2 separate regions of the Mus musculus genome follow, and region 1 is linked to region 2. A link is a loop called in an ENCODE intact Hi-C map of the cell type or tissue named here. Cell type or tissue: heart. All regions are shown on one strand. Links, peaks and the distances in the headings refer to the core of each region. The heading gives the core; the rest is flanking DNA. Region 1 has its middle 13 kb from the start of n-TSgct2. Region 2 holds the start of Zscan26 (zinc finger and SCAN domain containing 26).

What was found. A loop is a pair of places that touch in the nucleus more often than their neighbours do. Peaks named below come from ENCODE experiments on the same cell type or tissue, not always from the same donor. Only the 100,000 strongest peaks of a DNase experiment are listed, where the experiment ranks them.
Region 1: it touches region 2 in a loop (7-fold over the local background); 9 of 42 quality-filtered maps call a loop at or near these places.

What each region holds. Positions count from the first base shown.
Region 1 is chr13:21,501,491-21,509,828 of GRCm38, forward strand. It overlaps the pseudogene Zfp389. Among named protein-coding and RNA genes, the nearest start is that of n-TSgct2, 13 kb to the left of the region's middle. In heart, for the core only: no CTCF peak of the experiment used is centred there; a DNase peak (open chromatin) is centred at 4,851; H3K4me3 peaks cover 1,154 bases; H3K27ac peaks cover 668 bases.
Region 2 is chr13:21,449,979-21,458,316 of GRCm38, forward strand. Zscan26 (zinc finger and SCAN domain containing 26) reads right to left here and starts at 3,749. Exons shown (of 6, transcript NM_001347491.1): 1 at 3,600-3,749. In heart, for the core only: no CTCF peak of the experiment used is centred there; a DNase peak (open chromatin) is centred at 3,753; H3K4me3 peaks cover 1,784 bases; H3K27ac peaks cover 2,555 bases.

The DNA of each region.
Region 1 (8,338 bases), core at 22-8,021, 51 kb after region 2:
AATCCCAGGCCATTGGAGGCAGAGGCAAGCATACCTCTGTGAGTTCAGGGACAACCTTCTCTACGCGGTGAGTTTCAGGCCAGACAGTCCTACATAGTGAGACCCTGTCTTAAAAACAAAATTACTCTGCAAAACTACTGCTTTTATACTTCTGTTTTTAAATGCTGCTTTTCCTGTTTCCAGATAGACTGTAAGCTCCTGAAAGTAAGAGTCTTCTTCACAACTTGTTTTTATATCCCTAATATCTGATACAAGGCCCAGTGCACTCAAATTATTACTAATATCTCTGAGCTTACAATATATACTCTGAACTAAATATTTCAGTAACAGAAATTTCTCTTTCTAGAATCTGTTCCTTCTAAGACTTCAGGACGCTCACCACCCAGTGCTTAGTTGTTACAGTTAAGCCGGTTTGGATATGGTGTAAGGTCACTTCACTGTTGACACCAGAGGGTATTCTGTGCCCAAATGATTATCTGAAAACTCCTTTCTAAGAACACACCAAGTTAGCAAGGTCAAAAAAGGGCAAATGCTAGACATTGATAATAATACGATAGATAACAGGGTGATGACCCATCTGGGAAAATTCATTCTTTTTCAGTGTCAAAGGCAGGAAGATCAAATAATTTATACTTTCGAACTTGCACAGATATATTTCTGGTGAGGAAAGATATAGCTGGTGTTTTGCTGAGGCTGTTCACTTCTATCTATATGTATACACTTTATTTTCTGACATTTTCCCCATGATGTGAGGTTCTCCTTTAAATTTCAGCTCCAGCTGGGTTTGTAGTGGTAAAACATTTGCCTAGCATACATGAGACTTGATCCCTAGCTGAACAAAGAAAACCAAACCAAACTAAACCAAACCAAACCAAACCAAACCAAACCAAACCAAACCAAACCAAACCAAACCAAACCTTTCACCTCCACCACCCAAACTTGAGCTTCAGAACCATGGCCTTCTTGCCTCCGACTTCCTCATTTAAAGTTGCTTGCGGAGCGGCAAGTGCTATCATGCAACAACAGCTTTACAATATGCTTTCTTACCACCTGGCTCAGGACTTGAGAGTCCGGCACGACTTCCTAAAGTGCTAAGAGAATTTGGGTAAGCTGTGCACACTTTTCTACATAGAGTCCTCTTCTGAAAATGAACATTACTTTACTATGTCAAAGTAATCCTTCCCTTACCTGTTCAGAACATGGACCAAAGAAACCTGCCATTACAAACAATTACTTTTATTGTGTATGTATGCAATGTATGTATGCAATAAATGCCTGTGGAGACCAGAAGAGTGTCTGATCCCCTGAGTAATAGGCAGTTTTGAGATGCCTAATGTGGTAGCTGAGAACCAAACTTGGATCTTCTGAAACAGCAGTACATGATCTTAATTACCAAGCTGTCTCTTCAATCTACAATCCACAATTTATAGTAATTGGAATTTATTTTCAATCTTATACATATTTCAGGGGTGAGAAGAATTTCATTGTTGTTAAGCAGGCATGAAAAGTTAAGTACAAATCTAAACAAAATAAGTTTAAGGTGCAAACTCATGTACACAAATAGGGTTTACAGATTAAGGTGAGGAAACTCAGATAGGGCCTGATAGACAGAGCTCTATTGGGACTCCTATACATAATAAATATTCTCCACATTTGGCTCATTAACTTCCACCTTTCAAATCTGACCTCCCATAGTTGATGCTGGGTATAGCATAACAGTTGCTTAAATAAATCTGTGAAAGTTATCCTAAAACTAATGCTAATCCTAAACTAGCAAGCATTTCCCAAGTCTGATCCACTCTGACATCTATCTTTGCATACACCTCGAGAAACACGAATTGCAAGAATCAGAAGGCAGAAGCTCTAAGAAACTGTTTAGGACATGGTTTTCACTTTGTTTTGGCTCAGGAATCTCAGGCAAGTTAGGAGTTTATTTGGTCAGGAAGCCACAAGGAAGTACAGCTAATTACTCTGGAAAACACAGTGGTCATCAAAAGAAACACAGAATTAATAGATAGGACTTCTTAGGTTTAGTAGGGATAATCTTTCTTGAATCAACCATATTACAACTCAAACTTTAATCTTTGTCAGTAAGCATGGTAACAGCAAAACAAGAAGCTTGCATGTAGTAACATTTACACTATTTTATTTTGTATATGCATGTGCACATGTGCTATGATGTGCATGGAGGTCAAGACAACTTGCAGGAGTCAGTTCTCTCCTTCTACCACGTGGGCTCCAGAATGAGACTCAGGTCATCAGGTTTGGTAGCAAGCTCCTTTACTTGCTACCTAAGGTTTGGTAGCAAGCTCCTTTACTTGCTACCTATCTCCCTAGCCCAAAGTAATGCTTAACCTGTTTCCTCTTAGTAAACTGACAGTTATGGAATATGAGTATGATGTATGAGTGTGTACATGTGGATGTCTGATGATAACTTTTGGGAGGTGGCTCTTGTCTTCCCCCTTGTTTGAGGAGGGGTTTCTTCTTTCTGCAGCTGTGCTCATACTATAGGTGCTGGACCAGAAGCTTCTGAATGCGGCATTTTTCCTGCCTTTGCCTCAATTTTCAGGAAAAGTGATTATAGATGCCTGCTCCACTGGACATCTGGGTTTCTTATGTGGGCTTTGGATGAGCTGAGTTATTTCCCTGGCCTCTGGAAAACGATTTATATTAAGAAAAATAAAAACAAACCATCTTGAGTTGTAAAGCTGAATTCTAAAGAGAGGACAGGTGACTTCAGAAGCTTGTGTGCAATGATGAAGCTGTTTCCAGCAACTTTTCTTCAGTATTTCAAGAGAGGGTATGTGGATTTTTTTTTTTTTTTTGGTCATATTCTTTTGATGCAACCAAAGGCACCTAGAATACCTTTCCCATGTACATCACTGCTGACATTTTCTTTTGTTATGTCCTTTCTGGTGTTTGGTAAGGTTAGAGTATCTTCGGAAACCTTCCCCACACTCATCAAACTCGTAGCATTTCTCTCCAGTATGGATTCTCTGGTGATCACTCGGTTTGACTCTGACTGAATGCTTTTCTACATTCCCACACTCACATGGCTTTTCTCCAGAGTGAACCCTCCGGTGACTAATAAGCACTGAGTTCACATAGAAGGCTTTGCCATATTTCTTCCACTTATATGGCTTTTCTCCAGTATGGATTCTCTGATGTTTGATGAGTGCTGAGATCACACTGAAGACTTCCCCATACTTATCATATGCATATGGCTTTTCACCTGTATGTATGCTCTGATGTTTGATGAGGGCTGAGCTCACACCGAAAACTTTCCCACATTCACTGCAGTCATTTGGCTCCTCTTCATTTTGGACTCTTTGGTATACAATCAAGTGTCTTCTCATACTAAAGGCTTTCTTATACTTGTTAAAGATATTGGGTTTCTCCCCAGTGTGGACTCTTTCATGCACAGTGAGGGTTGAACACTAATAGAAGGCTTTTCCACAGTGATAACACTCATAGCGTTTTTCTCCAGTGTGAATTCTCTGATGTTGAATGAGGCCTGAGTTCTGGGTAAACATTTTCCAACATTCATTGCATTTATGCCGTTTGCCCTCGTTGGGCCTGCCTTTATTATAGTCTTCTAACTTGTCCTCACACTGAGAGACTTTTTCTTTCTCAGGAATTGGTAAAGAATCCTTAGTATGTATGATAGAGACCTTTTGGTCTGGGTCCATCCTTATAAAATCTTTTAAAGTTAATGTTTTGCTCACAACTCTGGCCTTGACTCCTGTAATGACAAACATACATTTTTTTGCAAATATAATTTATGGACTGTAAGTATGGCAATAATACATGATCCAGACTTAACTAGAACTCTCAAGCATTTGTTCCACAATATGAGGGCACTAACCAAACAGGAGCCAAATCACAGATCAAATGTTTTCATTCACCCGCATCAAGAGAGTAACATCACAGAACTACCAGAATGAACATCTGACACAAATAGCTATTTATGTCTGTCTTTCTTAAAGGTAAAGAAAACAATGAGTACACACAAATATAAAACTAAGGAGTATGGGCTGGGGACACAGGTCATCAGTATAGAACTTGCTTAATTTGTACAAGACCTTGGGTTTGAACCCTGGCATTAGAAGAGAATAATGTATAGTCTGTACTTTACAAAACACTTAAGAATAACGTTAAAATAAACTTAAAACAAAATAGATGTTGAAGAGATTAGCAAATAGTGTAGATGAAGAATTTTATGAGTAAAGAGAAGAAAGCTAATTTAAGTTTGGAAAAAGAAATAACATCACTGACAGAAATGGTTACCACCTAAAAGTCCAATCATTTTAACTGTAAGGGGGTTGAGGGGTACGCTTAGTTCATTCTAACAAGGTGGTCCATTGTAACGTGCTCTTGTAGTGGCTGCTGCTATGAAAACAGAGTAGCTTAGCAAAAGCGTTGTCTAGTCCCCCGTGAAAACTGTGACAGAGAAAATGCTTTATCAGTTCACTATTCTAGATTTACAAGTCAGACCATGCGGAGAACCTAGAGTGCTACCAGTTGCATCCCTGGAAAGCAAAGCTAATTTGTCCTCCAAATTCTTGTTATAATAATTGCCTTCCTGTCTTTTTTCCAGTTACAGTCTCTACAGTGGCAATGTGCATCCCTCCCAGTATGCACCCCCAATAAGCTACCGTGAAAAGGGCAGATCAGTAAAACAGTAACAGTAAATTCCCTTTGGGTAACATTTTCAAAGATGAACACAAACCTAAGGGAGGAGCCCAGAGCAGAGACAATTAGGACCTCCCCCTGCGGAAATTCAGTATTCACCCGCATTAACCAGTCGCTCCACAGACTGCAGTTCTGAGGAACCGCCCGGGCCCCGCCTCGGTCCCGCCCCGGTCCCGCCCAGGTAGGGAGCCGGCTCTCCAGAGGAGAGGAGAGGGTGAGGGGTGGAGAGTACGGGACCCACGCGAAAAAAGGAAGGCTGGAAGTGCAAGGCAAGAACAGGCTTGCCCTCTGCAAAACCCTGGTGCTAACTAGGTAACGAACTCACCCAGAAACTGACTGACTGAGAGGGCCAACTGCCAGGCTAGAGGAGCTCAGCTCGCCCTCTGGCACGCGGACGCTTGGTGCTCTCTAGGATGCCGGAGGTTTTCATCTCTGTGGTTAGTGAGCTCGGGCCAGCTGGTAGTGAAGAAAGGAGGCTATGATTACTCAGAACGTCTTCAATAACATTTTTATTTCCTTAACCACGCAGAGAAGAAAATAAAACACTCTTCTAAAGTATAAGAAAACTAAGTTTCTGAGGTGAGACATATGTCAACCCGAATTTTCCTTCCCAGGTGGATCACCTCCTGGGCTTTTAGCTCTCAGTGATCAATCTCAGAAGTAATTTTCAGTGGCTGAGAATGTAAACCAGTCATTTTTGCCTAGCAAATCAAGGCCTTGGATTTTATCCTTAGCATAAAACAATAATTTGTAAATTTAAACAGTATTCCCCTAAAACTACCAACTCTTCAGAAGTAGATTTTCACATTCATATAAAATAAAACTAGGAAAATAAAACAAACAAAAAAAGAAGGGGCCTGCCTTAAGGGCTATAAAGCATATTATAAAGCCATGACACATTAATAATGCGATATGGGGCAAAGGAAACAAATGGTATAGCTGTCCAGAGATGGGTGTAATGAAAACAGTAAGAAAAAGAACCATCTTCAATAAATGTATAAGAATAAATGGATAATCTTTTGGAAGGACATCAAACTGGATCCCTACTTTATGCAACAGGAAGCAGTTCCAGTAAGTCAAGGCCATAAATGCTAAACATAAAACCATAAGATTGTCAGGGTAATGTGAGAGGCATTTTTTATAATGTTAGAGTAGAGAGGCTACTGTACATTGTGAACACAATCCAGAGGTCCTAGGTGAACAGAAGGGAAGGACGAAGTTCCTGAACAACCAAGGTTACGAATGTGTCACAGCCAGGTTGGATTCCTTTCCGTTCCAGCTTCACTCTGAGCAGACTCTACCAAGCCGTCAGGATGTCTGTTCTCACCAGAGGAAGTAATTGGCATTGATTTTTGTTTTGTTTTGTTTTGTTTTGTTTTGTTTTGTTTTGTTTTGTTTTGTTTTTTTAAAGTCTCAGACTGGGGATGTCATTTAGTTTCACAGTAATTGCTAGAGTTTAAGGGCTTACTCCTCAGCATGGAGAGAACACCTTCAAAATCATAACTTCTCTGAAAATTATTCCAGGACTTTCAGAAGACCACAGATTGTTAAAGACTAGCACTTACAACTCACATTTCAGGATTATATTACTCAAATGAACTGGAAACAGTGGATTTGTAACTTTTCATTGCTGTAATAAAATACCATGGCCAAGTGTCCTGATTGGTGAGATTCTGTTGTTGTTGGTTTTATTTTTTAATTTTTTTATTTTTCAACTTAGCACAAGCTAGGGTTGAGAAGGAACCACAACTGAGAATATGCCTCCATAAGACTGGCATGTAGGCAAGCCTGTGGGGGCATTTTCTTAATTAGTGGTAGATGAGGGAGGGCCTCTGGGTGGTGCCCCTGGGGAAGTGGTCTTGGGTTATATAAGCAAGCAGGCTGAGCAAGCCATGGGAGAAAGGCAGTAAACAGCACTGCTTTGCAGTTTCTGCATCAGCTCCTGACTCCAAGTTCCTGTCTTGAGCTCCTGCCATGCCTTCCTTCAGTGATGGAGTAAGTCTTAGACTTGTAAGCTCAAACAAACCCTTTCATTCCCAGGTTGCTTATAGTGTTTTACTGCAGCAAAATAAATTTAACAGACTAAGGCAACTTAAAAGGGATTATTTGGGTTTCAGTCCCCGAGGGATAAGAGTCTGTCATGGCAGAGATGCACAGTAGCAGGCTGAAGCAGATCTATTATCTTGAACCACAAGCAGCAAACAGGGCAACTAGCAATCGTTTAGTCTTTTCACTCTTAAAGTTTGCTTCTAGCAATGTACTTCACTAAGGCCATATCTCTTACACTGACCTAAACAGTGCTACCAATTATTTAAATGACCAAGACTATGGGTAATATCTCACTCAAATACCACAGATAGTTATTCTCTCTCAGCTTCAAGAGCTGACATTTCTTGCCAGGTTATCTTCTAAGAGTGTGCAGGAAAAAGTAAGCATGGTTCATGAAGGGATACCTGTAGAAACAAATCAGGAAGCAGAACAGGGCATTCCAGGGACGTGAGGAGAGCAAGAAACAACCACAAGGAATGTACAGATATACTTGTAAATCAAGTCTGTTCACATAATCCTCTAAAAGCCCTGGGAAGGTGATAAAGCACCTTCATTTACAGTTGAGGCAATAGAGGCACAGAGAGATTAACTGACTTAGTCAAAATTAGGGTGTGTGTGATGAGAGGTGTGTGTGTGGGGGGTGGGGTGGGGGGGGGGAGTGAGTGGGGTTTGAAAAAATTCCTGGCACCATTACTTGCTTCATTTTGCCTTTAAATAGGGTCTCACTATGTAGCTCTGGCTGGAACTCACAGATGTCTTCCTGTCTCTCCCTCCACAGTGCTGGTATTAACACATGTGCACCACAATGCCCAGCAGTGTCACAAGTTTAAGCAGTGTTACAGTGTCTCTTCCTATCTACTGGGTTCATCCAACTCCTCAAAGTTCATCCAGCTAACCACTTCCCCAAAGGTGACCAGGCACAACCCGGAATCCCACCCCAGCAGTTCTGTTTCCTTTCCTGTCATTGGTACTCTTCCGGCTGTTGAAGCTAGCTTGGAGTGTTGGCCTCAAGTTATCTTATTAATAAAATCACTGGGACCATTGAAACCAGTTTTTCTGTAAATGTGCTATTGTCAAGAGTTCTGGAAAAAAAGCATTTTAAATTAAATTAAATTATTTTAATAAAAGGCACAATGTCAAATACAGGGCAAATTTGTCAAGGGCCATTAGTAACATTCTGGGGGAGCAGGTGGGAACTGATACTTCCCTACCATGGCTTTGCCTCCAATGCTGCTACAGAGGATGGAGAAACAATAAGAGATGTTCATCAGTTGCTGGAAAGTGGATCTAGAGTGGATGGAGGTAACTGCTCCAGTAAATGGTGACCTATTACTGGCAAGCCAAAATAAACGAGTCTATTCTGCACTCACAAGGAAATAGCATGGGCACCATAGTATAGGTAGAAGACGAAGGGAACATCTTCTGAATTTAGAGCACCTGATACTATTTTCCAGTTACTTGTCTTCCCCTCACCTGTGCATGTATGCTTGGAAAAACAAACTGATAACTGACGGTGTGATACCAGCTGTGGCAGGAGCAGACGTGCAGTTGAGACCCACTAATGATGGCAAGAAAAATTAGGATTGTGGTCCCAAGA
Region 2 (8,338 bases), core at 217-8,216:
CAATCTATGACAGGCATGAATCCAATTTCCCCAAAGCAAAAAAGCAGATGTATGCTAGGAGGTTATTGTTCTAGATTAAGGAGACACAGCTAAGTGAACCACTTGAAATCCAATGCTTGCATTAAAAACAAAACAGCAAAGATTTAAAGCAGATGGGGTCCTTCAGGTCTGCATCACAACATTCCAGAGGCCGAGCCAGGAAGCTTATAACCTAATCATTACATTTAAAAGCCATTACTAGTATTTGTTTGTTTGTGATGTGGTTTTGCTGTGTTGCTCAACGAGGCCTCATATGTCTGAGCTGAAACAACCCTCCCATTCGTACCTCTCAAGTAGCAAGGATGTGAGAGGCTCAGAGTAGCATGACCTATTAATAGAGGCTTGAGAAAGTCCAAGGATGTGATGTTTGTTGGTCAGAAAATATCAGGTTAGTACTGTGATGGTTAGTTTATAAGTCACTTCTGACACCTGGGTGAAAATATTTGGTTAAAATGAGTTTAGATTTAATATTTAAGTTAACAGACTGTAGACAAGAGTAAAACAGTCTATCCTTCACAATGTAGTAGGCCTTGCCAGATCAACAGAAGGTTGGAGAACAAAAGGACGCATCCTCTCACAAATGAGTGAGACTTCCTCTGTAGCACCTTCAAGTCAGACACTAAGGTTTTGGGTTTCCCTTCAACTCAGAACTGAGAATTCAGTTCTCCTGGATCCTAAGTCTTTGCCTTCAGACTTAAAGTAAACACCCTGCTTCTGTGGCACACAGGGTTTCGACTTGCACTATAATGCCATTATCTGTTGTTTTGTTTTTAGCTTGCTAAATCTCCCCAAGATCTTAGGACTTGATAATCATGAGACAATCCTTGTAATAAATCATTGGCATTTTTCCTATTCTTCTTAAAATTAGCATTTATTAACTATGTACAACAATGGATTTCATGACACGTCACACACATATATTTTGATCAGTTGCCCCCCCATGATCCTTTTCCCAAACAATCTTCTTTCAACTGTCATGTTCGCATTTTAATAAATCTCTTTAGACATCTGTTGACCAAAATCAATAAAAGAAAAAAATTGATCCTATTTCTTTAAATATACCTAATAAAGGGGCTGAGGGGATGGCTCTGTGGCTAAGAAAATAGCCTGCTCTTTCAGAGAATCCCAGTGAGGCTCCCTGAAGCCCTGCTGGGCAGCTCACAACACCAGTAACTGCAGCACCAGGAGATCTGAGGACCGTCCTGGCTTCCAAGGACAACTGTACTCAAGTGCACGTACTTGGGCATACATAAATAATTTAAAAAACAAATCTCTTTTTAAAGGCCGTAAGAACTCTGATACAGGCCTATCACATAAATTAGTGGCGACTCAGTTCTACAATGTGATTAGATATATATACATATACACCGTGGTGGTTTAACCTGTCTTTGGAAGGAACTCCAGTGACCCTGCCATTTAAGGCAGAAGACTGAGCATTCTCTTCCCTTTCTTTTATACTGTATGTATATAATTAATCAAGTTCTCTTCAAAAATGTGCATGGATGTTTTGCCTGCACATATATCTGTGCATCACATGTGTGCCTGAAGAGAGCCAGAAGAGGGTGTAGATCTCTTGAATTTGGAGTTTCCAGTGGGTGTTGGGATTTGAATCTGAGTCTTCTAGAAGACCCGAAAGTGCTCTTAACTGCGGAGCCATCTCTCCAGCAACCTTGAGTTCTTCTGATTCTACGGCTTCATATCCCTCATGTCCACCCTTGTATTTTCTTGATGGCATGCTCTCTTACTCAGACGTCTCTTACTTCAACTCAGTGGTTCTCAATCTGTGGGTCGTGACCCCCTTGGCAAAGCTCTGTCTCCAAAAATATTTATATTACAATTCATAACAGCAGCAAAATTACAGGTATAGAATAGCAGTGAAAATAATTTTGTGGTTGGACCTCACAACACGAGGACCTGTATTAAAGGGGCGCCGCAGCATTAGGAAGGCTGAGAACCACTGCTTTAAATGCTGGTCTTCCCGACACGGACTACTTGCCACACTGCACCTGAGATCTTCCTACGGGGGAAATGAAGCATGTTGCACACAATGAGTTGCCATCACCATCAAGATCAAGTTTAACATTTAATATGGTCTAAATTTTCCTTATGCTTTAATGACCAAACTTACCACTGTTGTTTGTTCTTGGTTCCTTATATATCCCACTCTTACAGGGAAAACCCTTTAACCTTTTTCTTATTGATTAGTCACAGCTCATGTCACAGTCAACAAGCCAACAGAGCTGCTCCACCTGTGCGTCCCTTGCTTAGTCAATCTCCACAGACACCACACTAAGAACGACCTCACACTACAGACGAAACTTGAAGAGTTGAAGAATTTATGATTTTACACAGGTTTCCAAGCTGATCTTCAGGGGTTTGTTTTTTTTTTTTTTGGTTTTGCCCCCCCCCCCTCCAGACCCCTTCCCCCATACACACACAGGGTTTCTCTGTGTAGCTCTGTTTGTCCGACAATTTGCCCTGTAGATCAGGTTGGCCTTGAACTCAGAGATCTGACTGCTTCTGCCTTCCAAACCTGGGATTAAAGACGTGAACCACCAACGGTGGACTGAACTTACCTTTGGTCCTTTTTTAAATCTACAGACCCCCGAATTATGAATTTATTTTTTCCTTCTCTCTCTTGTGTGTGTACATCTGATCCAGAAGCAAAAGCTGTGGGATCCACCTGGCCACAACTACAACAGTCAGTCTTCACTTCCTGCCAGATTTCCTGCCAGTTTTCCTTTTCCCCAAGGCTCTCACTCCCTAGCCCACAATGGGCAATTCTCCCAAGTGCTAGGATTATAGAAATTAGTCACTATGCTCAGATGCAGGTTTTTAATTGCACCCAACTTTGGTTTGCAACCCATTCTTGATTTCATTTCTGCTCATCCTCTAATCTATGCACATTATGGGTGTCCAATTACAAGACCTGTCTGAGTATGTCCTTCTATCACCCAAGACCAAGTTCCTCACACAACCAAATGGCCACTTTGTTCACTTACTTATCCTCTGTGGCAATCTTATTCACTGCGCTCGAAATACCCTGGTGCCCTCGTTAATCCCTAAATAAGACAGACAAGCTCCAGCTTTAGGGCCTCTGTATTCGCTGTTCTCTCACGTATGCCTTTTAAAGCCGCCTCTGTCTACCCATCTATTTCGGATTATCTACTCAAATATTCTATTTACTTACAGTGGTAACTACTTAAACATGCAGAAGCCATGTGTGGCAGCTCCAGCTTATGAGCTCAGAGCTCGGAGATAGAAGGATAAACAGGAGTTCAAATTAAGAGTATACGCCGCCAAATGATGAGGCCAACACGGGCTTCACGAAACGCTCTTAAAACCAAACAACAACAAACAAAAAAAGGGGGAAAAATCCCTCACAACAAAATAAAGCAACAGAACCCAGGAGTGCTGGCAATCTCAGCCATCAGAAAGCTGAAGTAGGAGATACGCTGGAGCTTGCAGTCAGCTTGAGCTGCGCAACAGCAGGAAACCGCCTCACCAACTACGTCCTGAGCTCCCTCCCTCTCCCATGCCCCGCAGCTTCCGTCACGCACCAGCTTCTGGTCCTCCCAGCTCCGAGGTGTGGAGAGTTTCTGTGTATCAACCAGACCCTCCGCTCGAGAGTCCCAAGTTTGCGGGTTCTCTCTCCGCTGGAACCCGATCACCGTACGTCCCCCTCGCCCTGGTCGCAGGGTCAGTCACACGTCTCTCAAAATCTGCGTTCCAGCCCAGTAGTTTCCGGCTCCGCTCTAGGACGATGGGAGGACCAGGACTCAACTCGGTGGTGTCCTGACTGGGTCTAAGTTGAAAGATTTCATTTACATAAATCAGACCATTTCGTTTGACTGTTTTCACACAGAGATGTCATCTCTATCACTAGAATAACAAAGCTCGGGCTGTAATCACAGCCACCAGCAAACAGACACAGCAATTGAATCTTTAGGTTGGGCTTTAGGCAAAAGCTGGCATGATCATGTAGGTTGGATTCTAGAGAACCAAAGTTAATTATTAGTGCTCAAGTTTATTCTTCATTCCCCACCCTTTTGCCACCAAGTTCCAAAGACTCCTATCTGTGCCTTCTTTATTTGGTTGCCTGAGTGTAGGGTTTAGAATTTAGAATTCAATGATATTTGAAGAGAAGTGGGGTAAAGATATGCCGATTTTCTTTCTAAAGTTTCTATGTTATTGTTGTTGTTGCTGCTGCTGCTGCTGAAAAAAAAAGTGGAAAAAAAAAAGTGAAGTTCACTTTGTTATTTTAAGCTTATCTTGTTTGACTTCGAACGAAGGCACTCAACAGAGCTTAGTCTGGTTAATGTATAGTGGTGTCAGTTATATGCTTTGCAGTCTGCTAAGCCAATGGTGTGTAAAGCTAACTCAGAACAAACATGTCAGAACAAACACAGCTTTAAGATGTTTTGTGTGCAGATTAACTCAGAGCAAACAAATCATCTGTTTAAGTCCTTCCTATAGTGTCTAACACAAAGTCCCCTACCACCCTTCCCTCCCCTATAATCCCCCTTGTTAGCCATTTACTTTGATAAATAGGCCACAGTTTGAGGTTCACCTCCAATCATTTGAGTGAGAACTCACATTAGGACTCCATCCTTTCCATGTTGACTGAAAAGACTTTTGCAAGCCCCAAATTCCCATGGTAGGAGCAGATGTCAAATCCCCTTTTAAAGGTTCCAAACCCATAACTATTTCTGGGTCCATTCAAAATTTCATAAAGGGGCTTAGCCATAGAGTCAAAAATTGGGACCAAATTCTACAGTAGCCTGTCATACCCAGGAATATGTTAAATTGCCTGAGAATTGCAAATTTTTGTTCCCCGTTTGTCTAACTGTTAGTCACTGCTTTCCAAGCAGACTCTTCTTTCCAGGCTAGAGGAGGAAACCCAGTAATTCCTCAGCCCGCTGACAGATTTGGGCCCTGCAGGCTAACAGTCCTGGTAAATGGTTTAAAGTCTCCTAGTTCCCAGTTACCTGCAAGTCTTTGACATCCTACTGCAACATGTCACCTTTCAATAGTTGGGCTTTTAAATCTTAACCCAGAGAGATGGTCCAGATGTTAAGAGCCCTTGCTGCTCTTCTAGAGAACCCAGTTCACAGCGGTTAGGCTCTCGGCTTATAATATCCTACAACTCCAGCTATAGGGCATCCAGGGGTTCTTCTGACCTTGTGCAGCAGCAGCAGCAACAACAACAACAACACACACACACACGTACACACACACACTTTAGAAAGAAAATTGGCACATCTTGGTCCTTCTTCTCTCCAAAGATAATTGAATTCTACATTCTAAGCCCCATCCTCAGGCCATCCAATCCTGCAAAGTCCTAGCATCTGTATAATTTAGAGTTGTAAACTGTTAAGTCTGATTCCAGCCATTCAAAGATGGAAAGGATCCTCCAATACTAGTAATAAAAACCGGAGGAATTCCAGGGAATGTGATTCGTCAGACTGTACTGGCTGAGAAGAGCAGAGTATACAACTAGCAAAATATCAAGATTTGCCTGCAGGTCTTATATAAATGCACGTATGAGACTGGGGCTTCTATATTAGTAGTATTATTGGCAATACATGAGTATATTACCGATAAGTCCTATTTCAGAAAATAACTCATAGAATTATTCAGATACAACTCATAGAATTGTTTCAAGAATTTGCATGGTCTTTATTAGATTTTTGTTGTACTGTCAGAACTATGTGCGGTCCTAGATTTGGGACCCTATTCTAAGGCCGTTGAGGATACAGCTCCAATATCTTTCTAGTTGTTGCTGCCCACGCAGATTTGAGTTTCAGTTGCTTTTGAGTCTGGTGGCTAGAGAAAGGGTCCTGGTACCCTGTTTCCTCCTCTGGCTTTACCTTCTCAAGCCTGGTGAAGAAGATAGGCAGGGTCTGAATGCCTGCCCAGTTAGGTAAAATGTAACAGAAATGGAGCTTAGGAATCAGCTTTCCTTTGTAGGATCATCCCAGTAAGATGGCCCTGTGTCTTTCTAACTCAGGATATCAAAGGTAGAAAGAGGAGTGTAGGCCAAGTAATACCCCAGTGGCTGTTCATCTTGTCCTACACCTAGAGGGAGATTTTTAAATTTTTACTTTATTTAATGTGTGTTTTCTACAAGTGTTTCTTTATGTGTGTGTGCACATGTGAGCCACAGCATGCATATGGAGGTCAGAGGACAACTTCCAGAGTCTTTTACCTCTTTCCACTATTTGAAGATTTGACTTGGAATCAGTGTGGAGATGTTGCACCTTGATACTAAGGTTGTAGTCTACCATGTTCAAACAGCTTTCCTGAGCTTGGTGAGAAATGGAGGGCTCCTTTTCTTGGGGTGGTGATGGTGGAAGGGCTGGCTTCTCTTCTCTGTCTGATCTGGGGAGCCCGACCAGCAATCTTCTACCCAAGGAATGCCACATATTCCTTGGGAAAATTCCAGGTTCAACTTCTTCCCTCCAGATAAGAACCTGCTCAGCAAGCGCCTGGTATTCCTGGAATGCTTCTCTGTGCAAAGGAGGCATCCACAGGGTTAGCTTTCTGTCTAAGCTCCACCCCCACAGTTACCTGGCAACAGCTGCGTAGGCACCACCCCACAGTTACTTGGCGATAGTCAGATAGGCCTGACTATAGAAGGGGCTGCTTGCCCCCTCCTCTCTTTCCTGATCTTTTGTTCTCTTCCTCTCTTGGGCTCTTCCCTTTTTGCTCTCTGTCCCCTCATCCTTCCCCCATCCCTTCCCAATTCCCTTCCCTCTTTTCTCTCCACTTGCTCATGGCGGGCCTCTACTTCTCTCTCGCTCTGTCTCTGTCTCTCTCTCTGTCTCTCCTTTTCTCTGCCTCTACTACCCTCTTAACTAACCTCCCCATGCCCTACATAAACTCTATACTATACCGTCATCATGTGGCTGGTCCTTCAGGGGGAAGGGATGCTTGCCTTGGCATGGCCCTGCTGCGGTTACTCTCTTCCCCTATAACTCACTACACACCCATAGAACTTATTCCCTCTCTCCTTACCTTTTTATAAACACATCACCCAGAACTTTAAGCCTCACTCTAAGAACCTCTCATCACTCTCCAAGGTTCATGAATGTAGCCCTTGATTGACACCACATAAGGTGTATGTACACAAGCTGTTTCACTGAATCACTGAATATCATATAAGATCATATAAGAGAGCTGTTTCATTGAATATCATTTAATAGAGCCGTAACACTAAAATCCTCAAGAAGGCCTTCAACTCTGCTCCCCTGTACTCCCTGCTGGACTAGGATCCTGCAGACCCCACCTTTTCTTTTATCTTTCCAGCTCAGTGTGCAATAACACCCTGAGGGAGGAAGCTGAACTCAGAACCACAGGAAAAAATTCTCAAAAAAGCTAAAAATCTCCCAGGTACTAACCCATACTGCCAATCACACCACCAGACTATAGTAATGTTTTCTGTTCTTCTCTCTACTTCTATAACACAGTCACATTTTAGTCACCTCTCTCTCTCTCTCTCTCTCTCTCTCTCTCTCTCTCTCTCTCTCTCTCTCTCTTTCTGTGTGTGTGTGTGTGTGTGTGTGTGTATGCGTGTGTGCATATTGTGAAAAGAGGTCAGCCTCAGATGTTGTTCCTCAGGAGCTGTTCACCTTGTTCACCTCGAACTCAGTCTGTAATTGTTTCTAGGGATCTGCCTCCTTAGTGCAGGGATTCAAAAGTACACCACCATGTCTGCTTTATGCCACTGTTAGGGTTGAATTTAGGTCTGCATGCTTAGGCAGCAAGTAGTTCAACTGAACTGTTTTCTCTAGCCCCCATTTCTCTGAATTTTGAAAAACTATTTTAGTAAACCAGTATGTATTTCTGATCAAAAGAGGAAGTAGTAAATAAGAGTTGGGGGATACTTCCAGAATAAAGCAAAAATGAATATATTGTCAACCCAAACTTAATGGTAAAGTATTAAAAGCAAGCAGCTTCATAAAAATCTAGCTGAAAACCACCAACCAAAGAGTATACATAGTGGGACTCATGGTTCCAGCTACATATTCAGTAGAGGATGGCCTAGTCGGTTATCAATGGGAGTAGAGATCCTTGGTCTTGTGAAGGCTCAAAGCCCTAGTGTAGGGGAATGCCTTGGCCGGGAAGTGGGAGTGGGTAGGTTGGTGAACTGGGAAAGGGGGGAGGGGATAAAGAGAGGGGGTTTCCAGAGGGAGACCAGGAAAGGGGATAACATTTGAAATGTAAGAAAAGAAAATATCTAATAAAAGAAAAAGAAAAAAAATCTAGCTGAAATTGTTAGACTATGCAGGGGATTGTA